2 separate regions of the Homo sapiens genome follow, and region 1 is linked to region 2. A link is a contact called in ENCODE Hi-C or POLR2A ChIA-PET data. All regions are on one chromosome and are shown on one strand. The core of a region is the stretch at or near the end of the contact, and the rest is flanking DNA. Distances in the headings are between cores, read along the strand shown. Region 1 has its middle 50 kb from the start of MIR5197. Region 2 overlaps LOC105378209 (a long non-coding RNA gene).

What was found. A loop is a pair of places that touch in the nucleus more often than their neighbours do. ChIA-PET counts read pairs that join two places held with the same protein, here RNA polymerase II (POLR2A).
Region 1: a map of PC-9 shows a loop between it and region 2 (5-fold over the local background). The contact joins two enhancer-like sites. A Hi-C loop is called at or near these places in 3 of 168 maps with a recorded cell type or tissue (Caco-2, Calu3 and PC-9). POLR2A ChIA-PET finds 5 or more read pairs at or near these places in 4 of 52 experiments (GM12878, HEK293, HepG2 and 1 more).

The regions. Positions count from the first base shown.
Region 1 is chr5:143,628,527-143,631,785 of GRCh38, forward strand. No RefSeq gene overlaps it. Among named protein-coding and RNA genes, the nearest start is that of MIR5197, 50 kb to the right of the region's middle. Within about 2 kb of position 1,450, at least 2 of the 41 ENCODE cell types and tissues checked have a DNase peak (open chromatin) inside an H3K27ac peak, as active enhancers do; they include PC-9, where a contact is called at or near this core.
Region 2 is chr5:143,594,149-143,596,989 of GRCh38, forward strand. All of the region lies in intron 3 of LOC105378209 (a long non-coding RNA gene), which reads left to right. Among named protein-coding and RNA genes, the nearest start is that of MIR5197, 84 kb to the right of the region's middle. RefSeq lists enhancers at 1,093-2,292, 2,056-2,350, 2,171-2,315 and a cis regulatory region at 2,237-2,250. Within about 2 kb of position 1,328, at least 9 of the 41 ENCODE cell types and tissues checked have a DNase peak (open chromatin) inside an H3K27ac peak, as active enhancers do; they include PC-9, where a contact is called at or near this core.

The DNA of each region.
Region 1 (3,259 bases), core at 200-2,699, 34 kb after region 2:
TACCCTCCACAAAATGTCTACCAAATTACTCTGTCACCAACAGTGTATGTGGAATGTCTATTTCTGCACACTCTTATGAACCCTGTAGACTGAAATTTTACATCTTCTTTGCCAAATTGATAGGTTTTTCATTTCTTTCATAGTGAGCTACATTGAATGTCTCTTTCTACGGCCATTAGTCAATTCATATTTTTACCATATTATTTGCCGCTTTTAATTCTGAGTCTATTTCTGGTTGATTTGTAGGCTACTTGAATATCAAGGAAATGATATATTTTTTCTGTCATATGTGTAACAAACATGGCTCTCAATATCTCCAATCCTCAAGTGTGAAATGACTTTGTTTATGGTTGTGTGTATGTGTACGTGTGCTATAGAGAAGTTTTGTTTCTAAACCAGAAGCATATTTTTACATACTCTAATTTATGAATGTTTTTCTTTATGACTTTTGGTTTTACACATATTGTCTCTCCTCCCATGCAGTAAATGAAAAAAAAAGTTTTTATCTTTTCTTTGGTTACTTTGATGGCTTTTGTGTTTGATCCATTTGAAATTTGTCTTGGTGTAAGAAGAGAGATACGATAATCCTAAGATTTCTTATTGGTGGTTTTAATAATACAGCAGTGGGAAATAAAGCTAATGCTATATGACTTAAAAAGTTCTTTGTTTTTTCTTTGTGCATTTGTTTTAAGATTTCAAAAGTAGAGAATGACACAGGATTCCACAAGTTGGTTTCCCAATTCCTGACTACCTTTACATAGAAGCCAGAAGAAATCTACTCTAATTAGCTCCTCTTGCATCTAAATCTTCTCTCAGTGAGAGAGAAGAGCTAGGAAGGACTTAAAGTAAACAGCTAAAGGGAAGTCCTTAACTTTCTCTGTCTTTTTTTCTCAGGAGTAAATGTATTTTGGGCATTGAACAAAGAACAACGTTGATACATCCTTCATCTTTAGGAACTTGTAATCTTAAGCAGACAGTACTAACATAGGTTGCGATTTCTGGGCTGAAAATTTTAGAAGCAGCTGTGCATTAAATTTTATTTTATTTGCTTGAAGTAGTTCCTCAAAAAGTCTACTCTTTCAACTAGATTTGTATTTAACTTAAAGCTAGGCTTCACTTAAAATTACCTCTTTTACCTTGCTGTGCAGGCACAGATAGAAATGCAATTTCACTAGTTCTGCAGGTAATCAACCATTATCTACAAGATGATACTCCCATGGACTGTGCACACCTCAGCTCCTCTACCTACAAAGCACACCTGCTGAAAGACTTCCAATCCAGCACATGTAGGCACTTCATAAACATTTGTTGAATGCGACCATTTAAAAAATAAGTCTGATTCTCTTTTGAAAAAGGGGGAGAAGGAAGCATAACTTCCAGCTCTGTGTGTCAAAGGAACTTTTAAGAAATTCTATTAGCTAAATCAATAGTGGTGACTTCCTGTCAGAGCAGGAGGTAAGAGACATTTCCCAGCAGTGACAACATATTTGGTTTGGTCAGATTTTTTTCTACAGTGTCACAATGAAGTAATCCGTAAACAATGCATCACATTTCCACCTCAACCGGAACAATATTCGAGCTCTCAGGTGTTAGAAAAAGCCTCTGTCAGTGACAAGTTAATCAGTTTAAGATAGTTCAAAAGTGTCCTTCGAGTGCTTAGTTTCTTCAAGTGCTTTAAAGTGCTTTAGAAACAAGTTACAGTTGGTGGAAAGTGGTTTCCTTTTTCTCCTTAATCCTTAGCCATCAACTGTGAAACTCAAGGCCTCAACAGGCCATTTGTTTTAAGATCGTGATTTCAGATTTTAGTTTTTAAACCAAATTCTATATTTCTATGATCGTCTATGTTAGGTCACTTCTTTTCATGCCTCTTCTAAAAAAACATGAACGTGGGGCTCTCAGACAGGCTGTGCTCTCGTGAATGGTCCTGCCAAGCCTGGACCATGTGGTATGTGATCTCATTCTTATTCATGTTTTGTGATCCTCGCTCACTATCAAAGTCAAAATTCCTGGTGCTATACATTCTGGCTCATTTCTTATCTTCTTATGAAAGAAATAGAGCATATATATATTTGCTTCCTCAAGTCTCCTGGACATTTCAACTCTTTTCAAAGAACAGCTACTATAGTGTGAGTTTTATGCAGGAAATGCCTAGTGGATGTGCTCCGCATCTTTGATCATCATGTCTTCCTCAATTTACTGTGGGAAGAGGCATGTTTATTTCCACATTTTCTGCTTATTTCTTACTCGACCTGCACTAAAATTAATGTGGTCTCCCCAGTCCAGTTTTGACCTTTCTATATGCATTTAGGAGGGAAAATACCTAACCAATCCAAAGTATTAGCAATTAGTTATAAGCAAGCCTGCTTTATTTGGGGGAGATTTTGAGATTTGTGAGAATATTTCACATAAGATTTTTTTTTAAAAAAACATGCCTTAAGTGAATCTGTTGCATGAAATGTTTAACCAAATCATCTTTCATTGTTCACAACCCTCTAGTAGCTTCCCTTTGTACTTAGAACTTAATTAAAACTTTGTGCCAATGGCTCCCAAGTCCTTACACGATCGGGTTTATTTTTCTAACAACTTTGAGGAAACACTGACATAGAATAACCTGCACATATTTCAAGTATACAAATATAATCAGTTTTGACATGTATTTCTACCCATGGAACCATCGACACAATCAAGATAATGAGTTAAAAAAATCAATTTCTCCCTTAAATTTTGTTACGTTGCTTTTTAATGCATGTCTCACTTCACCTCCATCCCCAAGCAACCAATGATTTGCTTTTTGTCCCTATATATTAGATTGCATTTTCTAGAATTTTATATAAGTACTTGTACTCTTTTTTGCCTGCCTTCTTTGACTCAGTGTGGTTTTGAAATTCATCCATGTTGTTGCATGTATTGATTATTTATTCCTTTTTACTTTTTATTAACTTATCATTAATATGGATATAATGCGAATATACCACACTTTGTTTATCCGTCTACCTATCAATGGACATTTGAATTGCTTTCAGTTTTTGGCTATTACAAACAAAGCTTACTTAAAAACTCTTTTTTTAAAAAAAAAGGAAACTAAGAAAAAAGTAAATTACTACTGAAAATGGAAAACAAGTTTTATTGCCACGAATAGAAGCTAACCATAGAAATAAGCAGAAAATCAATAAGAGAATTGTATTACTTAAAATCATTGCAAGTACCGCCAATGGCACATAAATGCTTCCGAATGCTTTGGGAAACCCTGTTCCTGCAG
Region 2 (2,841 bases), core at 78-2,577:
TAAACGCTGGAGGCTGTAATAGCAGATAAAGAACTGGAGCTATAAAATGATTGTTTCACTTCATCTGTTAGGTTAGGCAACATGTGGAGGTCATTGTTTCAAACAATTGAACAAAATTTCAAAGTTTTGTCTTTGTTCATTAAAGAAAATGTATATGACAAATCAAAGGTGTGTTTTATGGATTGTAGATTTAGGGTGATATTAAGAGACTTTTAATTTGGAGAATTGGTTCTTTGCAAAATAAGAAGGACTGGATATAATACAACCAGCTGGATATGGTGCAGGTGTGCTTGATTCATCTTCAATGGGCGTCAGCAAAGTAGTGGCTAAGACCTTGAACTTGGAGTCAAGATGGGCCACCCTTTATTTGCTGTGAATGTTGGCAAAGCTATGTCTCATTTTCTTCATCCATGAGTTGAGAATAATAATGGTAACTCTTCCATGGTTCTGAGGATTAATTAACACAGGTAATATATGTGGTGCCTAGCACATGGTAAGTACATGTTATTAATATCCATTTCTAAGGCTCCTTGGTGACAGTTTCGACCATCCTAGATATTTTAGTGAAGCTACTGTATGTATATGGATATTTGTCTCTCTGGTTGATTTTTCTAACGTTGGTTAAAAATGTATCCAGAAGAAGAAATAAAAATAACAATCATCCTCCAGTTTTAAAAGCAGATGAGTTCTTGAGAAGAGGGCAAATGAGTCTGTATATGGAGCACAGGCCCAGCCACTTTTACATTTTATTTGTTTATTTTAAAAAAGACCACATTTCGCTTTGTTGCCCAGGCTGGAGTGCAGTGGTGCAATCACAGCTGACTGTAATCTTGAACTCCTGGGATCAAGCAGTCCTCTCACCTTGGCCTCCTGAATTATTGGGATTACAGGCATGAGCCAACATGTCTGGCTGACCCAGCTACTTTAGAGATCAATAGTGATCTCCCATCTGCTCCCCCACAGGCATAACCAACAATCTCATGCTGAGAACTGATGCTTCTCTCTGCCTTTGCACATTGTAAACATGGTGCATTTGCTGCATTTTCCTATGATCTTCTGCTAAACTCAGGCCTTTTATTTACAGACAAACGGTGCGACTTTTACACAGGCATCATGGGAGTAAGCCCAAGATATTTTCTCACACTTGATTCCAGGCATGTGGGGTTTGGTTTCTTGATCAAATATCTGTGTTTGCTCTGTTTACAAGTATCTGATGAGCAAAACCAACAGAGGTGCTCCAGACAGGCTGGCTGTGCTGATCCCTTGGAAAAGAATTAAACAAAACCCAGTCTTTGTGTGAGTACTGTCCTAGCGTGCTGACTGATCTATTTGCTGATTAAATTCTTAACCTGTACCTATTTGATGCTTACGTCAGTTTTGCGTCTTTGAACCCTAATTTTGCAGTGCTTTAGTGACCAATTTATTTTTTTCAGTAAACTGCATAAATGACTCATCAGCAGGAAATGTGAATAAATAGTCAACTTAACTGAAAATACAAATAAACATATCTTTCTTTTGTGAGGAGGATTTGCTTAAAGGGGAAAAAAACCTTGGGAGGATGGACTATAGTTCCTAAGAGGGCATAATCTTCTGCTTTTTCTGTGGGATTCTAGCCCCCTTTTCTGGGCAGGGATGGCATGAGCCCAGCTACTAAGGAGATATCTGTCCACATGACATTTATTAGTTTAGAAGTGGTAGCCTCTTCATCAGGAATTTAAGTAATTTTTAAAGAGTTACCTGATGAGTGCATACATGTATGTGTACGTGCATGTGTACGCGTGTGTGTGTGTGTGTGTGTGTGTGTGTGTGTGTTTTCTGGAATCCCTGTAAGTCATCTTTCTGGTCACTCATGTAGCCAGTGCTATGACCTCATATAATTGGAACTCTAATTCTACTGCCTACTAAACAGTCAATAATATTGAGCACTATTAAACATCTCATGAAAGAATAGCATTAGAATTAGCACCCAGATGGCATCATAACCATATGGGCACAATAATGTGGATATAAAGACATTTTCTTGATTACCATATCCACAGGACCTTTGATTCTGGAATTCTACATGGGATTCCTAATTTCCATGTAAATAGTTTTGTTAGCATGGCAATCACAGGCAGTCATTACAAGAACCTGTCTTGTATCTCTTAACTGAGATGAAAGAGAGGCAAAACGGAGGTGGTGATGAAAGCATTGCATAAAGAGTGACTTTCCATATTTCATGTCTGGATTAAATCCAAGTTTCAAAGTTCAGGAGGCCCCCTGAGCATGCTGGATACTTTCACTGATGACTCATGAGAGGTGTACATATTTTTCTCCCTTTGTTCAAGCGTGGTGACCAACTCCCTCTGCCCTCCCATTCTTATCTCCTTGTAAGTGCCCTAGGTGAGTATTTCCCCATCCTTCCCATCCTGTGATATGCCTGGGAACTTGCTGAGACACCACACTAGAAGAAAGGGTGAATCTCCCAGGGACTTTCACGCCATTATGACTTTTTCTATTTTTGTATGGAAAATATGAACCTCTAATGTTCTGATACTGGAAATCCAGAAGCTGGGCAAGTAACAGGTAAAATTCAAGGCAACATAGTATCCAGCCACAATGAAACTGAAAGAATATGGATAGGCTTGTACATGGTTTTGTTTTAAAGTAGTTCTAAATACTAAAGTTACAAATATTTTAAATTTACACATAAATACATAGAATTCTAATGATGGTTACAATCATTTAATAATAATACATCAAAAATTAGCAAAAGAGGAGAATCCAAGACCCTTCCTAAAAACCCTAAATAACTTCAATAAGAGCTAAAATATCAGGATACAATGTCTAAAACACCAGCTA